Linked DNA regions of Homo sapiens: region 1 is linked to region 2. Evidence: chromatin loops called from intact Hi-C (ENCODE). Cell type or tissue: K562. All regions are shown on one strand. Each heading gives the region's core, and the rest is flanking DNA. Links, peaks and the distances in the headings are about the cores only.

Region 1 (12,298 bases), core at 2,155-10,154, 80 kb after region 2:
ATGTTCATAGCAGCATTACTCACAACAGTCAAGAGATGAAAGCAACCTGATTGCCCACTGATGAAGGGATAACATGTGGCTTACATATATAATGGAATAGCATTGAGCCTTTAAAAGAAAATTCTGACACATGCGGATGAACCCCAAACACCTAAGAAGTTCAATAACCCAGTCACAAAAGGACAAATACTGTATGATTCCCCTTATAGGAGACACCTTGAGTAGTCAAATTCTGAGACAAAAGTAGAATGGTGGTTGCCTGGGGACAGAAGGAGTTAGTGTTTCATGGATACGGAGTTTCAGTTGGAGAAAGGGCAAAAGTTGTAGAGATGGATGGTGGTGATGGCTGGGCAATAATGTGAATATACTTAATGCCAATGAACTGTACACATAAAAATGATTAAAATGGCAAGTTTTACGGTATGTATATTTTACCACGATATTTAAATTTTTTTAATTACATTTTTTAAAATTGTTACCAAAAAATACGAATAATCCATCCAAGTTATTTAGAAAAGGAGCGTCAGATCAAGCTTTCCAAAGTGCCAAAACTCAGATTACCTGGTTGCTTGACCCACACCCAGGTCTCCAGAATTGACTTGGCCCTATATACAGGTGCAGGAGTTTCGTCTTCATTTTTTTTCTCTTTGTCATTCAGATCTTCTTTCTTTGTTCCACTTGGTTCGACACTACCATCTGCAGAATTAAAAAATTTCTTAATCTGTCACCGCTTTTCAGAATGTCATACCATTAGTCTCTGCAAATGTCCCTCCCCGAAAAGTTACAACACACATGATTAACTGAATGGCATGCGGTGTCCCCCACCCCAGGGCTGTGAGCATGCGTGACTAATAAACTGCTATTTCATCTGTCCAGTGTCGGTGTCCTACGTTCAGCCATCCCATATCCCTAGGGCAGGAATCTTCTAGGGTTATAAACAGAACTTTAATCAACCTCTCCTTGGTTATTTTACTGGTTCCATGATACAGCTTTTTCCGTGCAAAAGATCTGAACAGAAACTTCACAGAGGATACAAGAGTGGCAAAGAAGAACACGATATTCAGCATTCTTAGCCATTACGGAAGTGCAAATTAAAACCACAATGAGATCCCACTAGACTTGTTAGAATGGCTCAACTAAAAAACACTGATAACACCAAGTGCTAACAAAGACACAGAGCAACAGAAACGTGACAGATTGCCAGTGGGAATGCAAACTAAAACAGCCACTTCGGAAAACAGTTCAGCACATGACCCAACTTTCACACTACTAGGTCTTTATCCTAGGGAAATGGAAACTATATTCACATAAAATCTGTATAGTAATGCTCACAGCAGGATTACAATTGGGAAAGAAAAATGGAAACAACCACAAGGTCCTACAATGGCAGAATGGATAAACACCATGTGGTACATCCAAATGATGAAATACCATTCAGCAATAAAAAGAACTATTAATACACAGAACAGCACATAAATCTCAAACATATAACTGGGAGTAAATGAAGATGGTTTCAAAATGTTACTTAAAATATGGTTCCACTCACATGACATTCTCAAAAAGAATACCCCATACTGATGGAGAACAGATCCGTGGTTGCCAGGGTATGAGACCAGGGAACACGTGATAAAAAGGAGCAGCACAAGGGAGCTTTTGGGGTGAAGAAAATTCTCCATCCTGATGATGATGGGGGTTACATGAATCTATAGAGGTCAAAATTTACTGAACTACATACCACAATAAAATAAATTTCATATAAGTTTTTTAATAAAAATATGTTGGCTGGGGGGGTGCGGTGGCTCACACCTGTAATCCCAGCACTTTGGGAGGCCGAGGCGGGTGGATCACAAGGTCAGGAGTTCGACACCAGCCTGGCCAACATGGTGAAACCCTGTCTCTACTAAAAATACAAAAATTACCCAGGCTTGGTGGCACGTGCCTGTAATCCCAGCTACTTGGGAGGCTGAGGCAGGAGAATGGCTTGAACCTGGAAGGCGGAGGTTGCAGTGAGCCGAGATCACACCATTGCACTCCAGCCTGGACCACCGAGTGAGACTTCATCTCAGGAAAAAAAAAAAAAAAAAAAGAAGAAGAAGGAAAATATCTAGGTCCAGGGAGGACAGCTGGAATACAGTCTGGTGGAATCATGTCAGAGCAGGGAGCTGGGTCTGGAGGGCTGGAGCAGGGTGCGGCCCCACTCTAGGAAGGAACTAGGAAAGGCATCCTGGGTGAAGCAAGAGCAGAGTCCCGTTCTGCAACAGGTGAGCATTTATCCTGATCTGAGAAACTACATGCAAATTTAATACGTCTCACTTAGCCTCTTATTTTCCTTAACAGCATGGAAAATGAGAGGACAAACAATTCAGAAGGTTAAGACATGAAATACATTTAATTCAGAAATCATACACAGAAAGGTAGGAAATGAATGGGGGAAAAAAGCAGCTAATGGAAAGTGAAAATGGGCCAGATGTGGTGGCTCACTCCTGTAATCCCACCACGTTGGGAGGCCGAGGTGGGCGGATCACTTGAGGTCAGGAGTTTGAGACTGGCCTGGCCAACATGGTGAAACCCGATCTCTACTAAAAATATCAAAATTGGCCCGGCATGGTGGCAGCCACCTGTAATCCCAGCAGCCCGAGAGGCTGAGGCAGGAGAATTGCTTGAACCTGGGAGGCAGAGGTTGCAGTGAGCTGGAATCTCGCCACTGGACTCCAGCCTGTACAACAGAGTAGGACTCTGTCTCAAAAAAAAAAAAAAAAAGTGAAAATAACCTAACATGTACTATGCAAAGCATCTGGCCTAACAACAATACATTACCCTTTTAAATCTTTACAAACAACCTTGAAGGAGGCAGGCTTTGTTGTCTCCAGTTTACCAAGGTAGATAGACATCTTGGGTCACAGAATACACAGCAGAACCCAGCCAGGAACACAGCTCAGGTGAGAACACAGGTGCTGGCTCTAAATGCCAGACTCTGCCCTACGTGTGTGTATGTGTGTGTGTGTTTGGGGTCACTAACCACAGCCCAGGGGCCAAACCCAGCCCACAGCCTCTTTGTGTATGGTCTGAACGCAGAGAAAGTATTTTATTTTTGTTGTTCTTTTGAGACAGAGTCTTGGCTCATCACAACCTCTGCCTCCCAGGCTCAAACGATTCTCCCAGGTTCAAGTGATTCTCCTGCCTCAGCCTCCGAGGAGCTGGGATTACAGGCGTGCATCACCATGCCCGGCTAATTTTTTGTTTTTAGTAGAGATGGGGTTTCACCATGTTGGCCAGGCTGGTCTCGAACTCCTGACCTCAGGTGATCCGCCTGCCTCAGCCTCTAAAAGTGCTGGGATTACAGATGTGAGCCACCACGCCCGGCCACTGTATTTTATATTTTTTAATAACTGAAAAACAATCAAAAGAAAAACAGTATTTTGTGACTTGCAAACATTCTGTGGACTTCATCTTTTGGTGTCCATAAATACACTTTACAGAATGAACGTCCCCTGCCCGCTGACGTGGTATTGTCTGTGGCTACTTTGGCACTAAATCTGCAAGGTCTCATGGCTATGACAGAGACCATAGGGTCCAGTGAGACCTTAAAATATTTACTATCTGGCCCTTTAGAGAAAGTAGGCCACCCCTACCCTACAGCTGGCTATAAATTTTACATATTAAAAAAATGCAACATTCTTAATTTTAATCTCAGTACACTGGAACACTGCTCATCTCCCTTCTTCAAGATGAAAAGCTTCGACAGTCACCAGGAAGCAGACAAGAACCCTAAGTACACCTCAAGAGTTATTCTCAGGAGCATAAATTACAACACTTTACAACAGCAAAAGCAGGATGAAGTCACTGGAGGCCACGAAAACAACCAAGAGTAATTAGCACCACCAGCTCAAAGACCACACCACATCAACTTCAAAGTTGTCTACTCTTCCTTTCACTACTGTAGGGTTCAAAGTATACATAGAGAAAATCGAACACATACTACCCAAACACATTGCTTATGGAATGCTGCAGAGAAGGGAAGCGAGACCTCCCATTGGCCAGGTGTGGTGGCTCATGCCTGTAATCCCAGCACTTTGAGAGGCCAATGTGGGAGGATCACTTGCACCCAGGAGATCAAGACCAGCCTGGCCAACACAGCAAAACCCCATCTCTACTAAAAATACAAAATACGGCTAGGCGTGGTAGCTCACATCTGTAATCCTAGCACTTTGGGAAGCCAAGGTGAGGGGATCACTTGAGGTCAGGAGTTCCACAGCAGCCTGGCCAACATAGTGATACCCCATCTCTACTAAAAATGTGGCTCACACCTGTAATCCCAGCACTTTGGGAGACCGAGGCGGGTGGATCACAAGGTCAGGAATTCGAGACCAGCCTGACCAACATGGTGAAACCTCGTCTCTACTAAAAATTCAAAAATTTGCCGGGCATGCTGGCGTGCACCTGTAATCCCAGCTACTCAGGAGGCTGAGGCAGAGGATCGCTTGAACCTGAAAGGCGGAGGGTAGTGGTGGCGGGCACCTCTAATGCTAGCTACTCAGGAGGCTGAGGCAGGAGAACTGCTTGAACCCAGGAGGCAGAGGTTGCAGTGAGCCAAGATCACGCCACTGCACTCCAGCCTGGGCAACAGAGCAAGACCCTGTCTCAGAAAGTAAAATAAAAAATTCATAGTCTTAATAATGGAAAACAAAAACATTTACTGAATGTCAAAACATCTCCCTAAAAACCCCAATCAGTTGGATTCTACATAAAGAACAATTATGCTCTGCTTTCTAACCATGATTTTTAAAAGAACAAAGGACAAAAAAAGTCATCAAATGTGGTCCAGGCACAGTGGCTCACACCTGTAATCCCAGCACTTTGGGAGGCCGAGGGTGGATCATGAGGTCAGGAGTTCAAGACCAGTCTGGCCACTATGGTGAAACTCTGTCTCTACTAAAAATACAAAAATTAGCTGGCCGTGGTGGAGGGCACCTGTAATCCTAACTACTCTGGAGGCTAAGGCAGAGAACTGCTTGAACCCAGGAGGCGGAGGTTGCAGTGAGCCAAGATCATGCCACTGCACTCCAGCCTGAGAGACAGAGCAAGACTCCCTCTCAAGAGGAAAAAACAGAAACAAAAATTCATGAAATGTAATAAATAAAATATACACTTTGGATTTTTCCATGTACTTAGCTTTTCTTAGAGCATCTTTTAGAATTATTGTTTCACAAAAAACACTTTGGGAAACGTTTTAATTTATTAACAAATACTGGAGGGCTAGGAAGAAGAGGTTAAAACTTTTCAAAATATACAGAATGAATTACTGATACGTGTTAAAAAAAAAAAAAAAAAAAGGTTGCTGACTCCTGTCATGGAAGGCACTGTCATATGGACACTCCCAGCCTCAGCATCCGGAGGTCCAGAAAGGGAAAATTTCAAGTCAGAGAGAACTCTATACATACCATTTGTTTGGAACCTTCGGCCCTTAAGATCCCAACATTATGACCTCAGTTTCAACACAATTGTCCTTAGTCCTTGTATTGGTTACAAATACAAAACAAACAGCTCAACTGAACTAACTCTTTTCTCTCCAGAAACACAAACACAAGACCTCATAAAAGGAGTGAGTTTCTAGCAGCCATAATTACTGCAACTTACTTCTCCAATTTTCCCCTCGACAGTTAACTCAACAGCTCAAAAACTATCAGTAACAAACAACAGTCACCATGATATGGTTAGGAGTGTAGCAGATTTCTCAACCAGTAATAATAATTAAGAAAAAAATTTTCCCTATTAATAAATCTCATTTCCTGCACTTGCAAGAAACTAATTAAAAGGCAGCCGCGCACGATCTACAAAAACAGCCATAAAGACTGTTACATTTTAAGTTACAGGAAACAAACCTGCTCCTCTAATATAGCAAGATACAACTGACTTCCCCTTACATACCCTAAAAAAAAGCCTTACACGAGAAATTTAAACATGGAAGCAGAAATACACCAAGAAAGAGACATGTCAAACCCCACCTGTATATCTGTTTTCAACCATTCGGTGTCAAGGCGAGCCTGGGCAGCCAAACACAAAGATTCAGAGGGCATCTTTTCTCCAGCTTCCTCCCAGGTCTCAGGCCTGCAAGTAAACACACATGTTGAAGACCTAACGCTTCTTAATATTTTACAAAGACACTCCCGAAAGGTTTAATGCAGGAAAAAAAAAAGAGACAGAGAACAAAAAGATGGGAGAGAAGAGCTGGGGGACGGGAGTGAAGTGGAGAGAGGGAAAGAGGGAACAGATGGAGGGAGAGGGAGGTGGGGAAGGGAAAGCCGCCTTCCAAGGTAGGCAGGGTGTGCCTGGTTTCTCAGGAGGCCAGATCACAATGTCATCCCCCTGCCCTCAAATCCAAAAGGTACACACACACGACAGAAAGCCCATCGTTTTTTGTTTTGTTTTGAGATGGAGTCTCCCTCTGTCACCCAGGCTTGAGTGCAGTGGCGGAATCTCAGCTCACTGCAAGCACCACCTCCCGGGTTCACACCATTGTCCTGCCTCAGCCTCCCGAGTAGCTGGGACTGCAGGCGCCCACCACCACGCCCAACTAATTTTTTGTATTTTTAGTAGAGACAGCGTTTCGCCGTGTTAGCCAGGATGATCTCGATCTCCTGGCCTCGTGATCCGCCCGCCTCGGCCTCCCAAAGTGCTGGGATTACAGGCTTGAGCCACCGCGCCTGGCCAAGAAGCCCACAGTTTGAACGACAAATGACAGCAGCATGAATCTGCCGCTTTACCCTACAGCAGGGCGCCTGCGTGAAACAAATTACTCAAAAGGATCACCTGCAGAAAAACCCACAGCCACCACCACTTAGAGACGGAGAGAGACCGGAGGCTGAGCCGCGGGCGGTCCGCGCAGGCCCCCGTTCGGCCGCCCGCCAACCCCGCGCCCGCACCTCCTCCGACGCTGGCAGCCCCGGTGCCCCAGGCCGGGACCTGACGCGCAGGGCCCAGGCGCCTCGCCCCGCTGGCTTGCGGACACAGCCTCCTAGCAGCCGCTGGCTCAGGCGCCGCCAGGGATCCTGATGCCTCTCGCAACCCCAGCCACCCGCGCTTAGGGCCAATCGCAAGGCGGCTCCGTGGGCGCAGCCAATGGGGAAGAGGAGCGCTTCGCCGCTCCTCTGGACTCTCCCGCTTCGTGCAATGCGGTTTATCTTCCTACTTGGGAGCCTACCGGCTGAGGCCAGGGGGCAACCGCAGGCGCCAGAAGGCGGGATTTCCGCGGCACGCACGCACACCCGCACTCCTACGGAAGTCAGTTTCTCACCACCTGAATTATTTGAACTTAGCACCACTAAACGTGGAGCAATCAGGTACAGAGTGCTTCCAGATCTCATGTAATAGAAATCACTGACATCATCTATTTTTTTTTTTGAGACAGAGTCTCATTGCGTCGCCGAGACTGGAGTGCAGTGGCATGGTATCGGCTCACTACAACCTCCACCTCCCGGGTTTAGGTGCCTCAGCCTTCCGAGTAGCTGGGATTACAGGCATCTGTCACCACACCCGGCTAATTTTTGTACTTTCAGTAGTGACGGGGTTTCATCATGTTGGCCAGGCTGGTCACGAACTCCTGACCTCTGGTGATCTGCCCGCCTCAGCCTCCCAAAGTTCTGGGATTACAGGTGTGAGCCACCGTGCCCGGCCTATTTCATATTTTAAATATTAGAAAAGTAGAACTTGGCCAGGTGTGGTGGCTCACACCTGTAGTCTTGGCACTTTGGGAGGCTGAAGTGGGAGGATCGCTTGAGCCCGGGAGTTCAAGACCAGCCTGGGCAACATAACAAGACCCTGTCTATTCAAAAAATAAAATTAGCCAGGTGAGGTGGCACGTGCCTGTGGTCCCAGCTACTCGGGAGGCTGAGGCAGGAGAATCGCTTGAACCCCAGAGGCGGAGGTTGCAGTGAGCCGAGATCGTGCTACCGCACTCCAGCCTGGGAGGCAGAGCCAGACTCCGTCTCAAAATAATAATAAGCAGCAGCAGCAGCAGCAGCAGCAGCTTCGGCGGTGGAGGGCCACCCCCGGGCATTGGCCACCTGTGGAGTGACCTGGCTCTTGGCTCCCTGGCAGCCAGCTTCTGGGTCAGGCATCTTCGTTGGTGACTGCCCCTTCAGCTCTCCTGGTGTGGCCGTGAGTGGTGTGGCACTGCCGTGACCCATCTTTTTGTCTTAAAGATGCATCCTGACTTACCTCCACACTTGCACACTCAAGAATGCAACATCGTGATTAACTTGCTAAAAGAATATCACAAAAATCATAGCATTCGAAAATTTTTTGGTCATTGCAATGATCTGGATCAGGCAATGAGAAAATAAATGCTTGAAGAATGAGTACATGGAAAAGAGGACCAAGAGCAGAGAGTATGGCAATTTGATGCAAAAGAGACTTTTTTTTTTTTTTTTTTTTTTTTTTTGAGACGGAGTCTTGCTCTTTCACCAGAGCAAGTGCAGTGGCTCAATCTTGGCCCACTGCAACCTCCGCCTCCTGGGTTCAAGCAATTCTCCTGCCTCAGCCTCCCATGTAGCTGGGACAATAGGCCTGTGCCACCACACCCAGCTAATTTTTGTATTTTTAGTAGAGACAGGGTTTCACCATGTTGGCCATGGCCAGGATGGTCTCGATCTCTTGACCTTGTGATCTGCCTGCCTCAGCCTCCCAAAGTGCTGGGATTACAGGTGTGAGTTGCTGTGTCCAGCCGCAAAAGAGACTTTTTAATTCTCCAGAGGAATCTGAAAAATAAATTGCATTTTCACTGGATGCCTTGGCTGAGAGAAGACCAAAAGGCTATGGGTTGGCCCGGGCATGGTGGCTCACACCTGTAATCCCAGCACTTTCGGATGCCGAGGTGGGTGCATCACCTGAGGTCAGGAGTTCAAGACCAGCCTGACCAGTATGGTGAAACGCTGTCTTTACTAAAAATACAAAAATTAGCCAGGCGTGGTGGCATGGGCCTGTAGTCCCAGCTACTCGCAGGCTGAGACAGGAGAATCTCTTGAACCCAAGAGGCAGAGGTTGCAATGAGCCGAGATCACGCCACTGCACTCCAGCCTGGGTGACAGAGCGAGACTCCGTCTCAAAAAAAAAAAAAAGAAAAAGAAAACGCAGAGTGCATAGCACATGGTAGATACTGACACTGCACTGAGTCTCTTACACACATCGTCTCATTTTACTCTCACAAAACCCCAGGAGTTTGGTATCTTTATTCTAATTTTTGAGAAACTGAGGCTCAAAAATATTAGGGATATGTCCAAGGTCACACAATGAGTAATTTGTAGATCTGAAATGCAGACAGATCTCTCATTCTGAGCCAAGCGCTTTGACAGCACAGAAGGTAGAGAAACAAAAGTTCCCTGTGGAGTTGTGGGATGCTTATTGAAGGTAGCTCATTTGGTGTGGAAACCAAACACAAATGTGCATTAGCGGGAGTCAAGGAGGAAGGAGGAGGGAGGGGAGTAGATAATTTCATTGCAGGCTGAAGGAGGAGAATGCTAAAGATATTAATTTGTGAAAAAAAAACTTGGCAGTTTTAGTAATTTACTGGTGTGAGGAGAAATAAAGTTAAGAGTATGAATGGTGTGGCGGCAGATCATATGAGAGGTATAGTGAAAATTTACAGAATCTGCTGACCTCAATGTCAACAAAATTAATGGGGCCCAACTCTGTACCTGTCATGACCAAGTTTTAAATTTTTCTGTAGATAGGCTGTTCCTTCCAAAGCTTAGAGATTAAGCATATATATATATACATAATTTTTTTTTTTTTTTGAGACGGAGTCTCGCTCTGTCGTCCCAGGCTAGAGTGCAATGGCATGATCTTGGCTCACTACAGCTTCCGCCTCCAGGATTCAAGCGATTCTCCTGCGTCAGCCTCCTGAGTAGCTGGGATTACAGGCACGTGCCACCATGCCTAGCTAATTTTTGTATTTTTAGTAGAGACGGGATTTCATCACGTTGGTCAGGCTGGTCTTGAACTCCTGACCTCGTGATCTGCCCGCCTCAGAATCCCAAAGTGCTGGAGTTACAGGCGTGAGCCACTGTGCCCGGCCACATTTATATATTTTTAATTGAAGCCACTAGACCTCAGCATGTGGTCTAAACAAAGGCTCTTCTCCTAGTTCAGTCCATTTTCCATATCAGGTTCTCCAAAGGATGAACCCAAGAGGTTCTTGTTAGCTGAAGACAAAGTGAAAGGCTGACGATGACATGCAAATTTAGTAGAGCAAAGAATACACATTTATAGTAGAATAATACAAGAATTTTTTCCTTTCTACCATACAAAAAAAATAATGCTTACAATGCAGGTACATTAATTTTATATTAAAAATATCCTTAGGTTGACCTCTGATGTTTTGCTTTTGCACCTGCCATAAGCCTTAAGGCATTTGGCATTCCCATTTTCACAAACCTAATTTAGTAGACTAAATAGCTATGCTAAGCATTTCACTTGCTTTCTATTATTCTTTGGCTGTAGACTATCACATAATGTGAGTGTTATTGATTTTATACATGTTAATTTCTCCTACCACGTACTATAGCAAGCTATACCTTTAGCATTTTTTTTTAGGTTTTTGGCTTATAGGAAGGTATCTCCTAAACCATAAAACTTATCCCATATTATTCTTTTTTTCATAATTTATTTATTGAGCTTTGCTGTATGTAGCTTTCTGAAGTAGATTTTATAGTTTAGAATTGTTGCTTTCCTTTTTTAATCTTTCACTCTTCATTTTTATTGAGTTATGAATTAACTATCTTTATTGTAGCGGTAAAACCATTTGTAATAGTCATAGTTTGATTGAGTGTACATAAATAAATAAAACCCCTGCGTTAAACTGGGAAGTGACATCAGCCTCTTTTTATTTTTTCATTTAAATTCTGAAAACACATGGAGATGAGTGTCCTTCGTTTCTACCTTAAATGGGTTGTTACAACTGAAGGTAATAGGGTCAGTCAGTTAGCACAAAACAAATGGGCAGCTACACACAAAGAACATTTTAAAGATAAAACATGGGTATTTAGAAGGTTGCTTCCATATGTGCTATGAGTTATGTATGAGTATCAAGGAGAGAAGACAGTAACAACTACCTGGTAATCATTTATGCTCTTATGGAGAACGAGCGGTGACTCCATAATGTCCCCAAAATGAGGCAACAGTCTGTCACTGTAGCAAATGATGAGAGGGCCCTTGAGCTAGCAGGCTGGGGCACATTCTACAACCCCTTTCCTTTGTCCTGTAGGAAATTCAACTTTCACATATGAGAAATACTAAAGGAATTTTCTCAGCATTCACATAAAAATACTCTTAAGAATAAAGATAAAAAAGGAATATATCAACTCTTGTAATAACTAGAAACATGTTGCTACAAAACAGATGAAAAAAGGAATGAACATTTATACATTCCAACATAAATTTTAAGGGTGTAATAAAACATAAAGAGACCATGAAGTGAAATGCAAGAGAATGGGGAAGAGATAGCCAGAAAGTGCAATAGCAACTGGCAGAATCCATGAAAGAAATAGGATTTAAAAACAAAATCATTGTAGAAAAAAAAAAAAAAACTAAATTGTAAAGAGAACAAGGGAGACTGAACCCCAAATAATGTAAGGGTCGTAAAGGGTGTGAGAGAAGAATATGTAGTAAGTCCTCTCCCCGTCCAAAAATCCAAAAACTGTAAAACATAGGATAGAATTAGAAAAAAGTTATTGCCTATATTAAGACAAGATAGATCATCATAAGCACATATATTTACATTACTGTGTAGTATATGCTTATGTATGTTATTAGAATGTTCAACACCAAGATATATCTGTGTATGGGACTAGGACTTTAAAGATTAAGAAAGCATTATGTGAGGGCTTAAGCAAAAATTGTCAACTTAGAGAAAAAGAAAATCATTTTGGCATCAGAGTTTTCCACAGCAAAAGTTAACACCAGAAAATGGGGGGAAATATTGAGAAAGAAGAGAAGGGAGAAGCAAATGGTTATCCTTATCCTTGCAAGATATCTATCAGCTATAAAGTGTACAGTTATAAGCACCCATAATTCAGGGAACACTTTACAGAAAGTTCTTATTAAGAGAGTTACCACAGGACAAAGTTCAATCAACCTAGTTCTGAGTAGGTAAAATACTACCAGTAAGGCAAGAGGTAAGCATTCAATGCGTCATATATAGATTTAAGGGATACATGGTGTAGAAGATGTAAAAAGATATTTTACTGATGATTCTGATAATGTACAAATGATTCAACTGTAACAACCAGGAGGAGAGAGTAAA
Region 2 (12,298 bases), core at 1,883-9,882:
GGCTCAGGCTCCTGGCTTTCTGTGTGTCGCAGTGCCCAGCAGATGACTCTCCCTGCAGGGCGTGTGTGGCATCCTGCCTCCTTCCCTTGACTCGGCCTCTCCCCCTGCCCACCCAGGTAAAAGGTTCGCAAGGAAGTGCAGAACACTCCAGCAACTCTCAGATAATCCCCACAACCGGCCGGGCGCAGTGGCTCACGCCTGTAATCCCAACATTTTGGGAGGCCTAGGTGGGCGGATCACGAGGTCAGGAGATTGAGACCATCTTTGCTAACATGGTGAAACCTCGTTTCTACTAAAAAACGCAAAAAATTAGCCGGGCGTGGTGGCGGGCGCCTGTAGTCCCAGCTACTCCGGAGGCTGAGGCAGGAGAATGGCGTGAACCCTGGAGGCGGAGCTTGCAGTGAGCCAAGATAGCGCCACTGCACTCCAGCCTGGGAGACAGAGCGCGACTCCGTCTACAAAAAAAAAAAAATAATAATCCCCACAATTAACTGGCAAGCGGCCCTGCCCAGCCTCGCAGTGAGTGGGCGGGACAGGAACGTTCGCTCGGTGATGTGGGCAACAACCCCAAGCAGGACGCCAAGCGACCGGTCGCCCGCTCTCCAGCTGCCATGGCGACACCAGGCCCAGCAGTAGCCTCTGCAGCCCCCTCCAACCGGGATCCTGCATAGGCCCCGCTGCAACCACCCCCAGCCCCACCCCCACCCCCAACCCCACCACACCCACACGCATCAGGCACTCCTTTAAAATACATCCCGCCCGAGTGTTCCCACAATGACGCGGACGCCAGGGGGCGACCAAAGGGAAGGCTGGTGGAGAAGAGCACCGGGATTCCTCCTTGCAGTGGGGGAAGCCATCTGCTTCACCTCTCCCACCTGGGAGTCCTGCTTCCTCCAAGGACAGGGACTCGGGGCCTGGAGGGGGCGTTGCGCATCAAGGCTGCTCCTGTGTCCCTCTCCCTTCAGGAGTGAGCCACGCCTCCTTTCATGAGTTCTCCCTGTGTGCCAGTTGGCCAGGTGGCCATTCCAAAATAAAGAAGGGGCTTGGCTGCCGAGGGCAGTGGCCTGGGTTGAGACCCGGCTCTGTCACTGACCGGCTCCGTGGCGCCAGGAACGCTTCTGCACCTCCCTGTGCCTTTTCCCTCACCCACGGAGACCGCAGGCAACGCTGCAAAACTCAAAGCAGACCACCTCAGCCTGCAGGCCTTCCCTTCCCGCCGAGCCTATGCCTCCCAAGTGCTCAGCAAACACTCGCGGTGATTCTTATCCCTATCTGGGCAGAATCCTCGGGGACCGACTGGGGGCAGCTTCCTTGCCCCACAGTGGCATCTAAGCAGCAGGCAGCTGAGCTGGGGTAGGCAGGTGAAAGGAGCAAGGGAGGCTGCTGAGACCAGAAAGGAGCAGAATGGGGCGGGGGCAGGATGCAGTGAGTGCTGCTCCCCAGAGACCAGCTGGCCCCCAGTACCCCTGCCCCACGCCACAGTAAGCCGGGGTGCAAAAGGATGTGACAAAAAGTTCTCCTCAAAACAAGAGTCAGCTAATAAGACAAAAAGCAACTAACGATCTACTAAAACAAAGACATGGTAGCTGAGTCATTCCCCATTTGTCAAAACTCATAAAATATACAACATGAAGAGTGAACCCCAATATGTTTTAACTATGGGCTCCAGTTAATAATAATACTGCCCCATCAATGGTAACGAATGTACCACACCAATGTAAGATGTTAATAATGAGGAAACAGGGGAAATGGGGTGAGGGTGTACAGGAGAACTCCCTAAACTTTCTGCTCAATTTCTCCATAAACCTAAAACTGCTGAAAAAAAAATTAAATCTATTAATTTTTTAATATGGTGGTTGATTCATTCAAAAGGCTAAATGTGAGAATGGGATACCATTAAACGGCCAATGGGTAAAGGGAAGATGGGGCTACAGGATTCTCCCAGAATGCAGTGCAAGCCGGACCCTAGGAAGGAGCCCTGGAGGGGAGCAGGTTTCTCCTGAAGCTGGTGAGGGCCATCAGGCTCTGGGTACCATCTCAACCCCCCTCATCACAGTCCCTCTCTCTCCAAATTGAGGAGTGTTCATGAGAATTCTCAGGATTTTAGTTATTTACCGTCTTTCCCCAGTACTGCTTTCCTGGGGGTTTGGAGGGAGGGCAGGGAGGATGGAAACAGGAAAGGAAACGTTAGTAACCATGCCACCCTTTGCCCGGGTCCCTGGCTTCTCCCAGGCTGCCACATTTCCCACCTCATGGCCTCAGAGAGTCCCCCTCTCTCTATTCAGCTGTTGGCAGAGAATTGCTTTTTTGCTAGCTTTCCCTTTTTTTGAGAAGTGTATTTCTTTAGAATGAAGCCTTTCAGAAAGGCAATTCAGCATTCTCTATCGAAAATTTAAATAGGCATATCCTTGTGCCCAAAAATTCCATTTCCAGGAGGACTCACATGTATAAAAAATGATGTCTGAAGATTTTCATTGCCGCAATCTTTTAAAAAACTGGAAACCTAAGTACCCATAAATAAGAGAATGGTTAAATAAATGACGACAGAGTTCACGTGCTGGAAGAGTCAACGGCGTTTTTAAAGAGGCAGGGCAACGCGCACTACAGTGAGGGATCTTACAGGCCTGTTTTTGAGGGAAAATGGTAAGTGAGCTACAGCGAGCACACGTGTGTAGATCCCAGTTACAGGTCCGTCAAGATGGCTAGAGAATACACACACTGCCCAGCCCATACACACGTGCAAAGGCACACAGAAAGGGGAAACCCCTCAAAGGCTTGTCAGCCATGTCCTCTGGGGAGGGGAGCGGGGAGAGAGGTGGGAGAGGGAGACAGGTGGGAGCAGAGGGGGCCTGGACATTTTACTTTATTAAAGATATGTGTACTGGTTGAGTGTTTCACCAAAATGCATCTAATATTCAGCAGCAATATAATCAAACCCACCTGTGTGCCTTTGAAGGTCTCCTCTTCTAGCTGGGGAGATGTCGGCACTGAGACAAAACGACCTGTGGGGAAGGGTAGACTGCAAGGGGAGGAAGCAGGACTTCCCAAACGGGCCGCCACTCTGGGCATCAGGAGAGGTGGCGAACAGGCTGGTCTCCCCCAGGAAGGCACCCACGGGAGCAGAGGAGCCAGCCTCCCACAAGACCAGGACGTAAGCACGCCCCAGGGCACAGCCAGAGACACCCAAAACACAGGAGGCGGTGCTGACCCAAAGGAGGGCAGGACCAGGGAATGTGCCGGCCAGGACAGCCGGGGGTGCGCAGGCGGGGGCAGTATTAATTTGGGGAAAACAATCATTCAGTTTCATTCGATGAGTAGTTTACGTGCAAATGTGTGTGGCGGGGGTGTGTGCTGTGTGCGTCAGATACAGAGTATGTGATGTGGTGGGTAGTGAGTGTGTGGTGTGTATGTGGTAACTGTGTAGTATGGTGTGGGTGTGTGGTGCATGTGTGTATGGTGGGGGGTGTCCTGGAGGGTGTGGTGTGTGGTGTGTGCTATGTATGGTGTGTGGTATGTGGTGTGTGTGATGTGAATGTGTTGTGTGTGTGGTGTGTGTGTGGAGTGTAATGTAGTGTGGAAGAGTTGAGTGTGTGTGTTTTGTGTGCATGGTGTAGTGTGTGTGGTATATGGTATGTATGGGGTGTGTGGTGTGTATGGGATGTGCATGGTGTGTGTATATATGCTATTGTGTGGTATGTGTATAGTGTGTGTGGTGTGTATAAGATGTCTGTGTGGAATGCGGTGTGTGGTATGGGTGCTGTGATATGTATATAGAGTATGGTGTGATGTGTGTATGGTGTCTATGGGGTGTGTGTGGTGTGTGGTATGTATGGAGGGGTGTGGTGTGTATGGGGTGTGTATGTATGGTATTATGTGGTGTGTGTGGTATGTATACGGTGTGTATGGTATGTGTGTGGTGTGTATAGGGTGAATGTGTGGTGTGTGAGGTGGGCATGGTGTGTGTGAGGTGTGTGTGGTATGTGTGGCATGTGTTTGGTGTGTATGGGATATGTGTATGGTGTGTGGTGTGTGGTGTATATGGGGTATGTGTGTGGTGTGTGGTGTGTATGGGCTATGTGTGTGGTGTGTGGTATATATGGGGTATGTGTGGTATGTGGTGTGTATGCGCTATGTGTGTGGTGTGTGGTATATATGGGGTATGTATGTGGTGTGTGGTGTGTATGGGTATGTGTGTGGTATATATGGGTTAAGTGTGTGGTGTGTGTGAGGTGGGTATGGTATGTTTGTGGTGTGTGGTGTATATGGGGTATGTGTGTGGTGTGTGTGAGGTAGGCATGGTATGTGTGTGGTGTGTGTGGTGTGTGTGAGGTGGGTATGATATGTGTGTGGCGTGTATGGGGTATGCGTGTGGTGTGTGTGAGGTGGGCATGGTATGTGTGTGGTGTGTATTATGCACACACATGCACACCTGTGCACTGCAGATAACAGGCAGGCCGGCAGCCCGGGACACACAGCGATGACGACCTCAGCCAAGGCCAGGCTCAGTTGGCGAGTGGCCAGGCCCCCATCAGCTCAGAACCCTGAATGCACGAAGAGTCCAGGAGGAAAGAACGAGCTGTGTCCCCATCTCCACCCAAAGCAGCTCTCACAAAGGGGCTGATCAGGGTCGTGCAGCCCAGGAATCCTGGGGAAGATATTTTCTGTAACTTTTCCTGGGCAGGGGAGGTCCGGGGTGCGCGGGCAGGACCAGTCCCTTATGGGCTGTGCAGCTGAGCGGGGCAGCAGGACCCGGGACATGCACTGCACGGGAGGAGGAGCAGCTTGTAGCACAGCCACCTGAGCTGCAATCTGGGTGGAATATCCAGCCGCACTCTCAGGCCCCATGGGCGTCACAGAAGAACAAAGGCACTCCAAAAGGAAGCCATGTGCAAGATGGCCCCAAACCCCCAGCCATCCTTCAAACTTCTGCAATTCTGAATCCTTCATAGATGAAGGTCAAATAGACAGTATTTTTGTATATACAGATCTTCTTCCAAAACCTGCTTTCCCTTCAAAAGTCACCTAATACCATTATGCTCTCATACACCAGGCTCGGAGGTGAGCTGCTTCCCCAAGGTCTACACCGCAAAGCAGCCCCTGTGAGGGCCCCTGGGATGAGCAGGGGGAGCCTGACCACTCCCCTCTCCTCTCTCAACTGCAGCACCAATGGAAAGTGCAAGGAGAACATTTCTGACCCTTCCATTAGGAAACATGTTCGCAGAATTAAAAAGCAAATAAGTCATTTTCAGACTAGACACAATAGAAGACTAAAATATTTTTTAAAAACCCAATGTTTCACCTCAAGGACTTCCACTTGGAGGGAGAAATAGCCTGCAGTTGGCATAATTATCCAGGGCCCCAGTGTTCCTAGAGGGGTGTGCGTGAGTGTACCCCACTGGCCCGCAGCCTGTCACTGCAGCCCAGGACAGGAGGCTCTAGGGAGGGGCCGAAGCTACTCACTGACCCAGATGTCAGACCAGAGCAAGGACTATTCATGAAATAGAATCTACCAAACTGGCTTCAAAGTCACCGAATACAATGAAAGAAACTCGGTGACTGTAAGCTACAACTAGTAGAATTTTTTTTAATTTAAATAAGTGCTAACGTTCTAAAGACGGTGAGACCCACAAGTGGGGGCTCCCCTTGTCTCATGTGCTGCTATGGCACCAACCCCTAAGCCAGCACCAGCACATCCTGGGGCACCGCCAAGGATTTCCTGAATCCATTCAGACACTGCTGTGGAAAGACTGGAGGTCAGCAGACTGTCCCTTTCTACCTCCTGGTGGTGGACTACAGGAAGTAGACAGGCACAGATCCCAGGACAGCTTCCCAGGGAGTGGCTTGCAAACCTGGGCCCAGAGGATTGAAGTCAGAGACCCTAGGATCCTGGGGGAAGGGACAGGAGGTAGTACTGTGGCCTGACAGGTCCCGGAGCTGGAACAAGGCGGCAGGTGCAGTGGTGGGCACGGGCCACTGCTGAGCAGCCTGGTGGTCGCAGCAAGGTGTGAAAGGGCACCAGGCCTCCAGATGCTGCCCCGCCTGCTCCTCGAGCTACTGTGAGGACAAACCCAGCTGACAGATGGGAAGGCCCTGGTGTCACACACAATCAGCAAGGATCCCTGTATCAGGAGGGGTGGCACATGCTTTCACCTCAGCTACTGAGCAGCCTGACCCAAGCCAACCCCTTTTGGCCCAGAAGTTTTTGCACTCAATCCTTGCCCATCTGCGACGGACACAAACTGTAGTGCAGACACATGCTGCTTTATATACGACAAAACGCAATGGTCCCTGTCCCAGATAGTGCAGATGCGTGAAAATAACTAGAATACTAGAATGCAAGCTCCTTGGAGCAACAAAGCCCTCTGGCTCGCCCACCGCAGTGCCTAGCACACAGCAGGTATTCAACAGGTATTTGCTGAATGATGAATGAATGGATCAATGGATGTCTTTAGAACCTTTTCCTTATAAACATTTAAATGTGTGCTTTCAAAGTGAATATACAAACAAGGTACTCAAGGTATCTGCAAGTAAAACACCTAGGGAAAAAGAACAAAATAATCAAAATCAGGAGACATTAGGGTCCTCCTCTGACATCTCTGCAGCCTGGAGGATTGCTCAATAACAGTAGTGGGGTGCCTGCCAGAAATGAGGCCAGCTCCTCTCCTGCCTCCAGGGAACCTGAAGAGTAAAGAACAGACACAACCTCTGGAGGGTGCTGGGCTATGTCCCCAGGCCTAAGCTGTAACATCCTGTAACAACCAGGCAGCCATCAGGACTCCCCAGCCTGAACCGCGCTCACCCTGATGCTCCAGGAGATAAGTAGCCAACAGCTAGAGCTTGGGGCTTTTATGAGCTCCTTGCCTTAGCAATGCTGTCTGGGACTGGATGTGGTACCCAAATACAAGATCCAGTCCTGATCATCTCCCTTGCATATTCTAAAACTCCTCCTCAGTGAGGCCACAGTTTCTACATTTCAGATTTCAAAGCACAAAAGGATAGATCTTTGAATAACCCACATGTCCTAATCCATAGTATATTCCCAGAAACACAAAGTCTCTCCTCTGGCCCTTCCTTGAAATGGCCTGACTCTTACATGTCACAAAATGGATGGGAAGTAGCATCTCCATGACCCAAAATATGAAAACTGGAAACACTTCCTGGCCTTCCAAATAGCAATAAAAATTATTTAATATAATTTCATATTAAGCCCATTTAATAGAAGTCAAAATATCTCAAGCACGTATGCTATTAGAGGGAACTGATATGAAACTAAAAATTCAAACAGATACAGCAACATAAATAAAAATGAAAAAGTGAAAAAAAATCACTTCATTGCTATATAGGATTTCCGAAGATGATGCTCTTGAAATCGCTTTTAAAACAATATGTTCCAACTTCCCACTAATCCAAATTACTCTAGTGACGTCTGGCTTCAGCAGCTCACTGCAAATATGCAGCCTCATTATTTTACTTGGAATGGTAATAGCGAGGAAGCATCTATTTCCATCCCTCCATCACTAAAGCTAACATAAACCTATAATCTGCACTGAAACTGTTCCACTTCTGATTAGAATCAGAAACACTTCCAGATGGGCTCAGCACAGCCAAGGGGGGACTGTCCTACAAGGCCACGGTGTAGGGGTGGCAAAGGAATCATGGCAGCAACTACCTTTTGTTTTTTAAAATGTGAAACATTTCTGAATGGCTTAAGCAACATCTATTTAATTTAAAAGCTCTATTGAGATGAACAAAGAAAAAGAACACATGCTCAGCTCCAGAGACATGTAAATGAGATTGGGGGACAAAAGGAAGTGCATTAATTCCCTCCACAACCCCTGAAGAGCAGCGGTGGGTCTGAGCATCTTATCTCCACGAAGCAGGCCAGCAGGCAAGCCAGCTGCCACCTCGTTCACCCTGTGCAAACCACAGGCTCCGTCCCCAAAAGCAGGCAAATGACTATCTTATTTGTTCAGGGGAAGCAAAATGGTCCAGGGTTGGTAGCCGAGTTTTCTTCCCAACAAGACCTAACCGCTGTCATCTTTCTCTGGGACCCAGCCTCACTGAATAGAGTGAAAGGTGGCCAGCAGAACCCAAACTGTTCTGCCACAGGCTCCTCCCCACAGAGCACAGCTCAGTGCAACAGAGTCCCCAAATCCAAGATGCAGAATCCACGAAGAGAAAACCTTCTGCTCCAGAAGGTACTTACAGGAAGTCAAAATAGTCAAAATTAAAATCACATCTTCTTATGGTTCTTTTTTCTAACAAAATCCATTATTTCTTACTGCAAAACCTAGAAGATGTTTACTATTTATAACCAGAAATAGTTTCTCACAAAACAACCATAAAATGTAAATTATTCAGTGACCCATCTCTCTGGAAAAGAATAACACCGTATGAAATTGAGGTACTGCCCCAAAAATCAAGACGATGGGCCCTGAAACTCTAAATATTTGAATTTTTAAATAACTTCATATCAAGCCCATTTAACAGAAACTATGTCAAGCAGACACACTATTAGAACTGATATGAAAATAAAATTTCAAACTGACACGGCTGTATCAAAAAGAAATGAAAAGAGAAAAATCTCTTCATTGCCTTTTAGGATTTCCAAAGATGATGTTAAGCCCAGACATGGTTCTGATCTCCAGGAAAGCAATTGCTGTGGTACAAAAGGACAAGGGTTAAAAGAGAACGGTGGGAGCTCTCTTTCCCAACTAACCCAGGCGGTGTGACGCAGAGACTTTCGGCACAGCCCAGGGTGCCCAGGACTGAAAACTCCTTCACCACCCCCTCCATGGGTGGGAAATACTCGGATCTTCATTCCTGTGACACAAGACCTTGAAAGTTGCTGAAAAATGCTGGTCCCATCTGACTGGGGCAGCATTTTCATTTATTGCACACCATTAAGATTTTGGCAGGAATCATTGTGCTAGATACCATTATCCCACCAATCACTGAGCACTTTTCATTTCCTGCCCCTGGTGCTGTTGGATACCTTACGGCAAGCTGCCGTCCCTGCCCACCCACCTGAGGACAGAAACCTCCAACCCTGCTTTGCCAGGAAAACTGACCAGCATGTCTGACAGATGGTCAGTCCTTTGCTGTACATGGCCCTAAAAAAAGGAGACAATTCTTTTACTCAGACCAAAGTAAGCAAATGCTGAAAGTGCTTATAATGAAACATCACATTCCCCAATCTGGACTTCCCCACTCCGCTGGCCATCCTTGTCATTATTTCTGATTTTAATTCTACCGGTGGCTGTTTTCCACCTCTCTAAATAATGTTTAAACTCTCTTTCTGGGTATACCAACTTCGGATAATATTTATTGGCATCCCATTATGAGAGGTGAGTTTTGCAAGCCACGACCTCCCCGGCTCTGGTACAAGTGACCAGAGGATCGCACCAGCTACTGCAGTCACGCAGAGGGGCTTTCCATTCTTAGCAAGAGCACTGGGATAAAAGAGATCCTTCTAAGAGCTTCCACCTAACTCTGGGAACACAGAAGCATCCTTTAGAAGCCCTGTGGTCACACGGCCTTCAGGATGGATACAGGCTCTTTTCTTAGCTTTACAAAGCCCCGGATAGGCTGGCACTAACGTGGCATGTTGCTGCTGCACTTTGGGGGCAGGAACTGGCTCCTGCTCCAGTTTGCATCCTCTGTGCCCAGCACCTGTGCCCAGCACCTGTGCCCAGCATCCAGCTCGATGCAGGATGAGTAGGTAGCTTTGGCCTGTCCACCCAACCCTCACAGAGGCGACCAAGATCAAGTCCTCATTGGCTTCTTGGATTCTTTCTACTGTGTGAGATATTCTCGATGTCTGAGGGATGAACCACAAACAAAACATGGTCTATCCATACAATGGGGGCAGTAGTCAGCCCTAAGAAGGAAGGAAGTTCTGACGCATGCTACAACACAGATGGGCCTTGAGGGCGTCACGCGAAGTGAAAGAAGCCAGTTGGAAAAAGATAAATGATTGTATGATTCCACTCACATGCGGCACCTGGAATCGTCAAATTCACAGAGACAGAATGTAGAATGGTGGTTGCTGGGCGCGGTGGCTCAAGCCTGTAATCCCAGCACTTTGGGAGGCCGAGGCGGGCGGATCACGAGGTCAGGAGATTGAGACCATCCTGGCTAACACGGTGAAACCCCATCTCTACTAAAAATACAAAAAAAAAATTAGCCAGGCATGGTGGCGGGCGCCTGTAGCCCCAGCTACTTGGGAGGCTGAGGTAGGAGAATGGCGTGAACCTAGCAGGCGGAGCTTGCTGTGAGCCGAGATTGCACCACTGCACTCCAGCCTGGGCAACAGAGCAAGACAGTGTCTCAAAAAAAAAAAAAAAAAAGGAAGTAAAATGGTGGCTGCCGGGGGCTGGGGGAGGTGGAAGGAGGAGTTAGTGTTTAATGGACACAGAATTTCAGATTGCAAGATGAAGAAAGTTCTGGAGATGGATGACGGTGATGGTTGCACAACACTGAGTGTATTTAATGCCATAGAATCATATACTTAAAAGTATTTCAGGTGGTAAATGTCATGTTATGTGTTATTTATCACAATTTTTAAAAACTAGAAATATTAAGATATCCTTGATGTCAGATGCCAGGAGAGCGGTGTCAGGCATCTCACCAGCCGATTCTCTCAGAATGTTTCCTCTATTGCATAACCAGGAGCCTGAGGTATCCCAAAGAAAAGCCCCAGTGTAAAATCAACAATAACCTCAGTGGGCCTGGTGCAGTGGCTCACGCCTGTAATCCCAGCACTTTGACAGGCGGAGGCGGGTGGATCACGAGGTCAGGAGATCGAGACCATCTGGCTAACATGGTGAAACCCCATCTCCACTAAAAATACAAAAAATTAGCTGGGCATGGTGGCGGGCGCCTGTAGTCCCAGGTACTTGGGAGGCTGAGGCAGGAGAATGGCGTGAACCTGGGAGGCGGAGCTTGCAGTGAGCCGAGATTGCGCCACTGTACTCCAGCCTGGGCGACAGAGCAAGACTCTGTCTCAAAAAAAAAAAAACAAGAAAACAAAACAAACAAAAACAACAATAACCTCAGTGGAGTGGCTCCATCAGGGAGTGACAGGGGCGTGACTTACTATTGGAGGACAAGGCAGGAGTCAGGGAAGATGGCCCACGCCTGCTTTGAACTGTAAGGAGCATGCAAAACCTCTTATCCAGGCCCACAGGGCTGCCTGTCTACACCACAAACAGCTCAGGGACAACGGCTCGGGAAAACCCCAGGGTCCAGCCAGGTCACGGGCACAGGCCTGCACTCACGGGGTACTTCACAGAGGACAGAGGTGCACTGCAAATGCGTAAGAGGATATTTTCACCAATGGTAAAGTGGATTTTTAAATAACATTAAGGTTTTTAAACAGATTTTAGAAACGAAAGGGTTCCCCCTGTATATGTCAAGAACCTGAGTTTCTTTCTGAAACTTGGGCAGGCCCCTTTAAGTTGGTTCAAATAGAAAATACACCAGCAGCAGCCACTCCCCTGGGGAAAGGCAGACTTTATGGCTGAAAGGGTCGCCCAAGCGCTCCTGGTTTTCAGCATCACACAGAGTGGCTCAGGTGCCCATTCATTTTATGAGTCAGCCCAGGGAGAGTCCCCACAGATTCGGAGTCATATCTATGATGGGACGCAAGCTCTACACTTCCCAAGCATTGATCCTGAGGTTGATCAATCCTGAGCATTGATGTCTGCAAAAACAAATCACTTAGGTGCAGAGACACCGCAATGACCATCCCGCTGGGGGCTCCCGCCTGATTCCTTCCACATCCTGGCCAACAGCTCTGGCCAACTGGGGAGCCCACGGACAGCTGCTCTGCCTGGCTCCTGCTGAAAGGATGATTCTAGTCAAAGGAATATAGAAGAAAGGTTAGGGGGAAAATGAAAAAAGAAGAGGAATGAAGAGGTAATGGCCCTTTAAGATAACAAAGTCTTACCAAAAGCCACAGTAACTTGTACGGTAGATATCGGCACAAGAATAAAGCAGTAAATTAGAATGGAGAATCCAGAAACACAGGAGAAACACTCAGAACACAGCAGCAACTTAACCCATGACAAATCTGCCAAAAGAGAGAGGTCAAAGTGGCTGACTAGGAAATTAGGCTGGAAAACTGAATACTCCTATAAAAAAACTACATCCCCAACTCACACTACATCTAAAATACATTTTAGATTGAATAAGAGATGTAAATGTAGAAAAATCTGGACTATCAAGTATTAGCAGAACATGCAGGAGGGTGCTTATATATATTAGGGTAGAGAAACCCTTTCTCTAAGTAAGATAC

The links. A loop is a pair of places that touch in the nucleus more often than their neighbours do. Peaks named below come from ENCODE experiments on the same cell type or tissue, not always from the same donor. Only the 100,000 strongest peaks of a DNase experiment are listed, where the experiment ranks them.
Region 1: it touches region 2 in a loop (5-fold over the local background); 1 of 110 quality-filtered maps calls a loop at or near these places.

Annotation. Positions count from the first base shown.
Region 1 is chr15:28,827,086-28,839,383 of GRCh38, reverse strand. It overlaps the pseudogene PDCD6IPP2 and the pseudogene LOC100129687. Among named protein-coding and RNA genes, the nearest start is that of GOLGA6L7, 15 kb to the left of the region's middle. In K562, for the core only: no CTCF peak of the experiment used is centred there; a DNase peak (open chromatin) is centred at 7,113; H3K4me3 peaks cover 1,521 bases.
Region 2 is chr15:28,907,038-28,919,335 of GRCh38, reverse strand. All of the region lies in intron 1 of APBA2 (amyloid beta precursor protein binding family A member 2), which reads right to left. Among named protein-coding and RNA genes, the nearest start is that of APBA2, 27 kb to the right of the region's middle. RefSeq lists enhancers at 1-528, 696-1,218 and a silencer at 736-1,030. In K562, for the core only: CTCF peaks have their summits at 5,776 (motif pointing left) and 6,720; DNase peaks (open chromatin) are centred at 4,485, 6,775 and 7,885.